Linked DNA regions of Mus musculus: region 2 is linked to region 1. Evidence: chromatin loops called from intact Hi-C (ENCODE). Cell type or tissue: left cerebral cortex. All regions are shown on one strand. Each heading gives the region's core, and the rest is flanking DNA. Links, peaks and the distances in the headings are about the cores only.

Region 1 (5,378 bases), core at 274-5,273:
AGTAATGGCGCCTCTCTGGTGGTTTTCCACAGGGCCTGTGCCAGCAGTGAGACAGAAAGCGAAGCTGGAGACATCATGGAACAGCAGTTGGAGGAGATGAACAAGCAGCTTAACTCGGTAACCGACCCCACGGGCTTCCTGAGGATGGTGCGCCACAACAACCTCCTGCACAGGTATGGATGGCGCTCAGCCCCAAACACAAGGTGCTCCCTGCAGCACGTGTCCCTGTGCTCCTTCCGTGGGACACGGAGCTATAGCAGCAAGCCTGGTGCTTTGCCTCTGTACCAACAATTCAGATGGAGGCGGTGCAGGCTCTCCACCTTCCTGTTTTTAATACAGTGGAGTCCAGGGTTGTTGGCCTGCCATGCCAAGTCTGAGCTGCCTGCCCAGCCTCAGGAAGAAGTTGAGTAGCTCTCACCTCTCTGCCAGCTTCTCTCAGGCCTACAACTCAGGAGGCCAAAAGGAGCCAAGAAGCCAGCAGGGTGGGAGACAGAAGTGGCCCAGAAATGAACTTCTCCACATCCAGCCACCCTGACCCAGTTCCCTGCCACTTAACAGATGGGTGGGTTGTGGGTGAAATTGCTATGGCCCCAGGCTTATGTTAGCCATATTTTGTCAGAATTCATAATTCCTGTCTTCAAGGGATGATGGCTATTTCGGGAGTGCAGAGGGACCAGAGGGACTAGACTGGGTGGGTAGCCTTTCTTGGCAGCCCTACATGTAGGCACTGTGTACCTTGTCTGTAGCAGCCTGGTTTCCTGTCATTGTGTTATCAGGGTGACAGCAGTGTGTTTGCCTTCCCAGGGCCCAGCAACTTTAGGAAAGAAGCCAAAAGCGTGAGGGACAAGCTGGTCCTCCCTCCCTCTTGGCCGTGGGGGTGTCCCTCTGTCTTAGAAGGACTCAGCCAGATGCAAGGAGGTGTGGGGTTGGGCTAGACTTGGCATCTTCTCCACCTGGGTGGCAAGGGATAAGATTTTGGCTTGTGATCAAGAACAGCAAGCCCAAAACTAGATGCAGGCCTCACCAGGCTGTAGTTGACACCTAGTAGACACCTTCTCAGTCCTAACATGTGCACAGACCCCCCCCCCCACCATGTCCCTTCAGTGTGGCAATTAAGGACCACTCTGCAAACATCAGCTGGCTTCCTGGTATGTGGGCAGCATCGCATGGCTGATGGCCCTCTTGCCAGGCAAGAGCGAGGCTGAGCGTGGAGACAAGAGTGTCTCCTCATTACTTCTTAATTCACTTTCCTGTCTACAATATGCTAATCCCTCAAGACTGTATAGAAGACTGGGAGGTGGACTCAGCTCAGCAGCCCCAGAAGCTCCCTACCTGAGGCCCTGTCCCAGGGATGACACTCCCCAGCTGCAGGTGACAGTGAGTGCTGGAGATGCCGCTAAACCCCAACTCTGCCCCCCACAGCCCATGCCTGGTAACTCCAGCCCCAGCCGGATATGCTAGTGCTGTGGGTGTCAGCCCCTTCGGAGGTCAAATGACCCTCTCACAGGGGTCACCTATGACCATCAGAGAACACAGATATTTACATCAAGATCCATAACAGCAGCAAAGTTACAGTTATGGGGTAGCAACAAAAATAATTTCATGGTTGGGGGTCACCACAACATGAGGAACTGTATTTAAAGGTCGTGGCATTAGGAAGGACAAGAGCCAGTGTGCAGGTGGGCCTGCAGGTGCTTCCGGTCCCCATGCTGACTACCCCCACCCCATGCCTGAGCATTCACCGTTCACAGGGAGTGGTGATGCAATCCTGGAAGAGGGCCTTGCAAGGTGGCCAGCACTACGTGACATGTCACTCCCAACAGAGTGGTGGCAAGATGGGGTTCATCCCTCACCCATACCCTGAGGCAAGTGGGTGGTCTCCAGACCCCCACTCACACAGTCTTACCCCTTCTCAGGATGCTAAGTGGAGTCAGATAGCCTCTACGTGACCCTGCCATCCACTCTCTCCATAGTCTGTCCCCTCTGTATGGCCCAGAGGAGTCCCAGGCTTGTCATTACTGACTCCAGATCTTTGCCTGGCATTGGGACATGACCAAGTCTGGCTTTCCTAGCTGAGTACTCTCTTCTTCGAAGATTCCCTGGTGCTTTGGGTATAGAGGTCTTTGCCTGCTCCCTTGCATTTTTTCTCTGGGTCTGTCTGCCCAACCCCACCCCCACCCCCGCCCTGGGCTGCACATCTCTAGAGACTGGATTTGCTCTAGGATTTCTTTCTCCACCCCCGAGGTGCTGGCTACCTTGCTACTACATACTTACATGTGCCTGACTCACTTAACTGGAGAGTGGGGGAAGGATAGAAGGGTCCTTTGGTCAGGTACCACCCCAGCAAAGAGAAGGCACCTGTGATGCTCAGCTGATGCCTCTAAGCACCAGCACAATGTAGCACTTCCCTGATCTCTGTTGACCCTTCTTCCCATAGCTGTAAAGGGCACGGTTCAAAGGAAACTGGGAAGGCTTGCCCCACCTTCTCTAACTGGCCCTGGAGGAAAGTCCCTCTGGCTTGCTCTCTCAGGCAACAATGGAATAGCTGTCACTGATAGCAGGCTTACAAGGAATCCAGCTGTTCCAGCTGCCTGGAAGAAGCAGTCACCCAGAGCCTCGTAGCTACATGAAGAGGCAGCACAGGATCTGACCTGTCAGATGGAAAGTCTGTGGTCCAGTCTCCCAGACCCCACTCACCCTCCTTAGATGCTGGCCCTGGGCTTCTAAAGCTCCAGCAAGCACTCACCTGTGTGTGCTTAGGCTCCTCCAGGCGCAAAGCAGGATCATTCTGGCCCCTGCGGACAGCTCCTCCCAACATATCTGAGGGGTCCTTGTGAACTCACAGGGAGCAACGCCCCGTGGGCTTGCTTTGGGGTGTAGAGCCTCTGCAAAGGGCTGACCACGTTGCTGTCATGGATAGGTGAGAAGGCTACTGCCCCTGCCTGTAGTCTCACCTCTCCATGCCAAGCACAGGTAAGGTCAGTGGGCCCCTATGCTGCCCCCGAGCAGCAGTGTCAGGAGGGACAGATGCCAGCTCCCTTGCCATCCCAAGCTTCTGCGGAAGGTGGTGGGCTCAGGGGCACAGCAGCGTCTGTCAGGGGAGACCAGGCTTAGTCACACCAAGCCGACAGCCGCCTCTTCCAACAGTGTGTGAACAATACGCCCTGGGTTGCACCTGCCCTGCCTCCTCCCTGCACAGCACAGGCTGCTGTGCTCTGCAGTCCTCTAAAGTGGGTTCATAGCCAAGGAACCCCCTCTTCCTGGGGCTGAGCTGTCACTTAGCTGTCCCAAGTGGAGCTGGGACTTAGCTGTCACTGTCCCAAGTGGAGCTGGGACTGGATGGCAAGACAGTGATCTACCGCCACCTGCTGGATCTCTGTGATAGTGCAAGTCCAGTGGCATACAAAGCTTGACCCCTGCCCTGCCCAGGGCAGCTGCAGAGATGAGAGACTGGAGAGGGCCCCTGAGGACTTCCTTGGGGACCTGGCCTGCTGCTGGGTCAATGGGAAGTGGGAAGGTGCCTGTCCTGTGCCAGCCCTGAACCCAGCCCCCTTGTACAGCCAGAAGGGAGCCAATGCTCTGCTCAAGCACGTCTTCAGAGAACAATGTGCACATCTCTCCTTCGGAGAGCACTGTCCCTGGATACAGAGTGTCTCTCCAGGGTCATCTGTACACCAATGGCTCTGGTAGCAAAGCTATAGCACACCCTGTCACTTGTAATCATATTTCCCGAGTAGAGGGGAATGGCTGCACCCCAGGAAATAGGTGGGACGGGGAAGACCTAAGGGAGAAAGTAGAACACAGGAGCCACAGCCGGGGAGGCACACAGGCCCCCTCCAACTGGCCCCGGAGGAAGCCCTCTGGCAACAACTGAATAGCTGTCACAAAACTAACAGGCAGAGCACTTGCCATACAGCCTGCTGCTCTGTCTGGCGTCTGGCACAGTTCGTGCCAGTGCAGGTCCTGCCGCATACCGTGGAAACAATACACTGCTAACACTCGACAGTCTCACAGAGTGTGCTACCAGCTGGCCACGTTGAGGCCACGAGCCAGGCTGCCAGGAGGATTCTGCCACCTCCTCCCCATTTACCTGCATGCTTAGTGGAGACCATGGTTCTGCCTAGCAGTACTTAATAACCTAAACATATTTTCTGAATCAGTCAGTAGTTGTCCTTGTCACCCTTTGAGAGTATGACTCCTGGAGGTCCTGGGGGTTGAAGATGCCTCTGTGTTAGTGAAACTGCCCCTAATAGCTGCTCAGAGTGCCCCTCCTCTACAGGCAACTTTCCAATCAGCTGCTCTCAGGGCACCCCTGTGAAATGGAGAGTCCCTGTCAGGGTCTGGCTGGGTTTGGCCAGCAGATCCTTGTCTTGTCACTTCAGCAGTGAGTTCACTGCTACTGAACGTCATCTTCCTTGTCAGCCTGGCCGCTGCACTGACCCTTCCTGACCCCTGTCTTTGACGGAGCACAATTGCGCCATGCGGGACCAGCACTCTGGGATGTTTGATTACATAGCTGACACCACAGAGATGCACGCACGCTGTTCTGTACAGAACTCAATGTTGTATGACAGTACCCCTGCAAGGGGCAAGCACGAGCTGGAGGTGACAGGCATGCTGAGAGGCCCTGCCTCTGGGCAACCAGAATGATGGAGGGTGAGCTTGATTCCAACCCTGGTCCTGTCTCCCCAGGAGCTGCCAGAGCATGACAAGCTTGTTCAGTGGTACGGTGTCACCCAGCAAGGATGGGACCTCCTCTCTGCCCAGGAGGCAGAACTCACTGGCCAAGCCCCCACTCCGTGCCCTGTACGATCTGCTCATCGCACCCATGGAAGGGGTAAGTGGCTCCTGGGACATGACACCCCTTCGTATCAGAATGCATTTGTTTTTCTGCTTGGTGCGCATGCGCACCATCACCCCCCCAGCGGATTTTTTCTGTTCAGTGTGCATGTGCACCCCCAGAGCACTCCACGGACATGCATTCTTCGCTGGCTGCTTATAGTCAGGATGGCAGGTCTGAGCTTGTGCTTTGCTTTGCTCTGCTCTACATGGGCTGAACGCATTTGGCTCAGTGTCCTCGTGTGCTCCTCGTCTGGTCTATAGGTCATGAGGCTCAACGTGTCAGTGCTAGGAATGAATGCCAGCCACGCCTACCTAATCTTAGATGTTTATTTGGATTGACCCAGGCCACCCCCTTGCTCTTTGCCTGGGTCTCAAACACAGAACCAATGTCTGGTGCTAAAGACACCAACTACAGCCTACCTTGCCCTCTTGCTGGCATATCCAAGCCACATGAGCCTGCCATATCCCTGCTTAATTCAAACAGTGCTCTTGGGTGGTACAGGGACCTTGGTGGGTCTGAGAATTTAGGGGCCAGT
Region 2 (5,378 bases), core at 130-5,129, 410 kb before region 1:
CTAAAATCTTCCCCTAAAACAACATGGCTGCATCCATCGAGGCAGCCACTGGAGGACTACTTCCTGTTGCTGTGATAAACACCGACCAAAAGCAACTTGGAGAGTGAAGTGTATATTTGGCTTATATGTTATGATCGCTACCCCTGAGGGAAGCCGATTCAGGAGCTCAAGCCGAGTAACCATGGAGGAACGCCGCTTACTGTCTCAGTTCCCATGGCTCGCACAGACTGGGCTGGGCCGTCCCAAATTCATCAAGAAAGTGCCCCACAGACTTATCTACCAGACGCTATAATGGAGGCAATTTTTTAAAAGTGAGATTCCCCTCTGGCAGATGATCTTCGCTTTTGAGCCAAGTTGACCAAAACCTACCCAGAATATGGGACAATCATTTCTACATGCTGGGATATATCTTGTCAGCCCCTGCCCTTCTGAGGTAGGCATGCAATTTAGTGTAAAATATTTAGTTCAATCCCTAACAGAAAAAAGAGAGCTGGGCAAGGTGGAGGCATACTTGGAATTCAACAACTTGAAAAATGTAGCAGTAAGATCAGGGGTTTAATATTATCCTTGGCATAATAGTTGTTTAAGGACAGCCTGAGCTTCCTAAGGCTTTTGTCTCAAAAGCGAGGGGTGAGGGGATAGTTAGGGAGAGGTTGTAATGGGATGTTCCAGCTCCTAGAGAAGTTAAGTGCAAACAAACACATCAAGATCCAGTCTCAGATAAGTAATAAAGACATACTGGTAGTTGCTATACCATGGATGAGCTTTGAAAGCATTAAGCTAAGCGAAAGAAGTGTGATTTCATGGATATGAAACATCAGATAATTTTTAAGAAAGCCATTTAGTGATCGCTAGGGGCAAAGGTATAGTGGTGTTTCCCTAATTGGAACCAGATGGTAGCAGTTGCAGAGCGTTGGATATATACTGACTATGGCTCAATCCTACACTTGAAAATCATTATCATGGCTCATTTAATGTTACATATACGCAACACAATAAGAGAGATGTGAAGCCTTTTCTATACTCACTCAAAACTGGTCATTATCATAGCTCACTACAGACAGGTTGTATGCTGCAGTGGTCGTTGCTAGGCTGGACCTTAATTTTGCTGAACAGGCTTACTGTGGCTAAGAATGGTGTGCATAACATCCTCTGCCATCGGTGGTCCCCAGTGAGTCAGAAATCTTTGAAAGAAATGCTCCTACAGGATGAGTAATTGTGTAGCGCTTTCTGACGTGGTATAAGGTGAAATTCATGCTTCCAACTATGTATGCAAATTGTTTGTTGGTCATTGTTTTGGTTTTTATCTTTTGTTTGTTTGTTTTTGTTTCTCTGTGTAGCCCTGGCTGTCCTGGAACTCACTCTGTAGACCAGGCTGGCCTTGAACTCAGCCTCCTGTCTCTGCCTCTGGAGGCTGGGATTAAAGGCTTGTGCCACCACCTCCTGGCTGTGTTTTACTTCTTTTAATTCAGGCCTGGATGGCCTTGGCTTTGGTTTGATGCTCTCCTTCTGTCTCAGCCTTCTCAGCTCTTGAATGACGGTTATGTGCTACTCCCGGCATGGGTACTCATTTTTCGATCAGGAAGATTCTTCTATTGATATTTCTCTGCCCCCCCCTAGAGAAAGTAAATTTTCTTTTTTTCTTAGTGTTTTTCTGGGAATTTCACAATCAAGGGCTCTGATTAGACTGAAGTCACTCCAAGCTCAGTGCTGCTGGATGCTCTTCATCTCCGTGTGCTCTTGGCAGTGTACTCTGGTGAGGTTTCAGTTTGAGCATAGAGACAATGAAAAAAAAAATGTTACATGGACAATATTTAATTTCCTGTCTGTGTGTGTGTGTGTGTGTGTGTGTGTGAGAGAGAGAGAGAGAGAGAGAGAGAGAGAGAGAGAGAGAGAGAGAGAGTGCATAACATAACTTCATGGCCACAGAATTTGTGTGGAGGTCAGAGGACAGCCTTGGGTGTTGGTCTTGCCTTTCTGCCTTGAGACTGGGTCTCTGTCTGTTTCTGCTGTGCATGTGTGGCAGGCTGTCCTACAAGCTTCTGGAAGAGGTTTTTTTTTTTGCTTGGTTTACGTGGGTGCTGGGTGTTTGAAGTCAGATTCTGCATTTGCATGACGAGTACCTGAACAGCCTCCTCAGCTCCTTCTTTTCTTCCTATCAAGGCCGAGTTTGACATGGTATGTTTCATGATGAAAGTCATCGGGAAAAGTCACTGTCTGTGTGTTTCCCCTTAGTGGTGCGTGTGGGGAGGTAAAGATGGCTTTTGAGAGGAAGACATGTCAGAAAGTGGCCATAAAGATCATTAGCAAGCGGAGGTTTGCTCTTGGCTCATCGAGAGAAGCCGTAAGTACCTGTGTCGGGAGCTGCCCGGCTCTCACACTTCCTTAAGGAACCCTGGAGCACGTCTCAGCCTCCGGAAGCTTGGGTGGCTTAGATGGAGCAATTTTTGACTGTCAAACAGCACTGAACACTTTTTAAGTGTCTTTTATTTAATCTAGAAACTTATTTGTAATTTAGTTCTAGAAATAATTGGTTGTATGTAACCCTGTGCATAGTAACAGGCTTTTTCTTATTTTAAAGTCGCTATGAAGGGATAGGGGAGAAAGGGGGTCTAATGGCCAGTGCAGCCTCACAGCTGCCTTCAGCCTCTCTCATCTTGGTGGAGACCCTGTGGTGTTTAGAGACAGGTGAATTCAGCTCGTATGGACAGCTCACCTTTCCATTAACAATGTGCCCACCTCGCAGAAACTGCTTCTAGTCGCCCATCGGCTTTATCTAAGCACCGGGTGAAGTAATGCTTGGGACATTGTAGCAGAAATGAAACTTTTTGAGAGTTAAGGGGTCTAGTGAGAAGGAAAAAATAATCTCAGGAAAGCTAGGTTTAATCCTGACCTAAGTGCTATGCTCAATATTTCTTTTGAAAGCGTTTGTTACAACGTGTAAAGTGCTCAGTATCTACAGTGTAGCATTTTCACTCATTCTACAAATTATGGCGGATACTTTTTACTTCAAAGCATTTTTTTTTTTCTTTTTGAGATTATGACTCACATAGCTCAGACTATCCTGGAAGGCGTCCCCTGGGATGCTAGGATTGCAGGCATGCGCTACCACTCCTGACGGAGATGGCCCCATTTTTTTACTCTCAGTTTGATGGCACAGTTCCCCTGACTGCAAATCTGAATTTGAAAATAGTAAATAAGGAGAAATAGTAGTCTCTTTCTCTACGCCCCGCAGACCCCATTTGCTCTATAAGGTCTTGGGTGTTCTCCAGACAGTCAGTTGCATTTGAGGGACTTTGCCTGATATGATCCGGTTCTGAGGTGACCACTACAAATGTTCTGGATAATATCAGACAGACTTAAACTGATTCTCAAAGACATCACTGGGAAGGAATGCCCCAAACTTCCTCATAATTTATGCAGATAATTCTTTGCTTGGTTGTTGAGGTAACTTCAAATTCTTTGCTCTTTTGGGTGTTGTGGCGGTGGCTAGGAGTTAGTTAGTTATAGAAACACATTTTTATAAAACTCTGGAATTAAGGAATACCAGACCAGTACTCTTCCATGGAGATGACATTTTTAATTCTCAGTTGCAGGTTTTTAGAATGTAAAGTGTTTTTATGCAGCAACTATTTAGTCACTTTTTCTGTAATCCACACTGACCGAATGAGTGAAGTGGCCAACTGTATTTTTTTCCCCACATATAACCCGACAAAGTAAAGTAAAAGCAGCGCCCAGGCACGTCTTCCTCTCCAGCCAGCTGTTTCTGGCTTTAACATTCTTCAAATTGTTTTTCCCAAGATAATTCTATTCTTACATGGCAGGAGGAATTTCCGGTCTGTGTTCAATTTGTTACAGATCTTTGACCTCACAATTCTGGATTTGCTTCCCATTTAGGGGAGAAAAGGATATCTCCTAGGTTGTTGAAAACTTAGAACCAATTTTTTTAAATGTGTTTTTATTTTTTACTGTTTTTTTTTTAAGATTTATTATTATATGTAACTACATTATAGCTATCTTCAGACACACCAGAGGAAGGTGTCAGATCTCATTACAGATGGTTGTGAGCCACCATGTGGTTGCTGAGATTTGAACTCAGGACCTTCAGAAGAGCAGTCAGTGTTCAAAACCACTGAGCCATTTCTCCAGCCCCAGAACCAATATTTTTTTTCTTAATTGTTCTCTTCCAGTCATTGGACCCTGTATGACCTCTCTATTAACAGAACCTCCTCACCCCTGCCCCTGCAATGTAGTAATGAGTGTGAGAGTGGAAAGAAAAGGTCTGGACTTAAACATTTTTAATCTGGGGTTGAGGGATAGAGAGATGCTTCAGTGGTTAAGAACACTTGTTGGTCCTCGAGATGATCCATGTTCAATTCTTAGGCTGCCATGGTGGCTTACAGCAGTGTGTAGCCCTAATTTCCTGGTACTGGACATCCTCACACAGGCACACATGCAGGTGAATCACCAATCAATGTACATAAAATAAAGTGAAAAAAAAATTTATAAAAGATTTTAGGGCTGGAGAGATGGCTCAGCAGTTAAGAGCAGTGACTGCTCTTCCAGAGGTCCTGAGTTTAATTCCCAGCAACCACATGGTGGCTCACAGCCATCTGTCATGGGAATCCAATGCCCTCTTCTGCTGTGTCTGAGGATAACGACAGTGTACACACAATAAATAAATAAATAAATCTTAAAAAATAAAAATAAAAAATAAAAGATTTAAAATCTGGGTTTCTTAGCTGAAGTCTATTTTACATAAATATGTAGTCTAGCGTCTGCTGTCTGAGCAGAGCCTGGTTTGTAACTCAGCCATTCTAAATGAAGTTTAACTGTATTTTTATTATTACTGTTGTACTCTAATGCTATCCTTGTTTATTTAAGGACACAGCTCCCAGTGTGGAAACTGAAATAGAAATTTTGAAGAAACTAAATCATGTAAGTATCATTGTCACTCGTCGTAACTTGTCTCAAAATATAGGAAGTATACGAAGTGTTGCTATAGGAGGCTAATTTGGGCTCCTTTGTATGTTTGTGAGAAGACACGTGGACCTGGCTCTTATTCACCTCTGACGAGTTTTACTTCAAAGTTTTAAGAATTCAATCCTGTGTAAAAGGCTTCATGACTTCATGATCTATTACTCGGTATTTTTATTGAGATCTTGAGAAAAACCTTATAAAGGTTAGTTATATTTGCAAAAGAAATGAAAGTCTTGTGAAGTTAGTTATATTTGAAATCTGGGTCCTTTTAAATACCTTTTCTTTGGAGTAAGTGGTATCTGACAGATAAGAAGCCCATTGTTGCATCTGATTCGTAGGCGTGGGGAGCCTTGTTGGAGATAAGTGGTCCTCACCTACTTTGTAAGGAAGACTCGATA

Evidence for each region. A loop is a pair of places that touch in the nucleus more often than their neighbours do. Peaks named below come from ENCODE experiments on the same cell type or tissue, not always from the same donor. Only the 100,000 strongest peaks of a DNase experiment are listed, where the experiment ranks them.
Region 2: a loop joins it to region 1, with 4 times the contacts of the local background. A loop is called at or near these places in 6 of 42 quality-filtered maps.

The regions. Positions count from the first base shown.
Region 1 is chr5:111,266,503-111,271,880 of GRCm38, forward strand. It overlaps Ttc28 (tetratricopeptide repeat domain 28), which reads left to right. Exons shown (of 23, transcript NM_001267622.1): 13 at 33-173; 14 at 4,693-4,837. Among named protein-coding and RNA genes, the nearest start is that of Gm35628, 34 kb to the left of the region's middle. In left cerebral cortex, for the core only: a CTCF peak has its summit at 3,388 (motif pointing left); DNase peaks (open chromatin) are centred at 784, 3,313 and 3,949; H3K27ac peaks cover 403 bases.
Region 2 is chr5:110,853,490-110,858,867 of GRCm38, forward strand. It overlaps Chek2 (checkpoint kinase 2), which reads left to right. Exons shown (of 15, transcript NM_016681.4): 6 at 2,236-2,344; 7 at 4,885-4,938. Among named protein-coding and RNA genes, the nearest start is that of Chek2, 16 kb to the left of the region's middle. In left cerebral cortex, for the core only: no CTCF peak of the experiment used is centred there; a DNase peak (open chromatin) is centred at 3,096.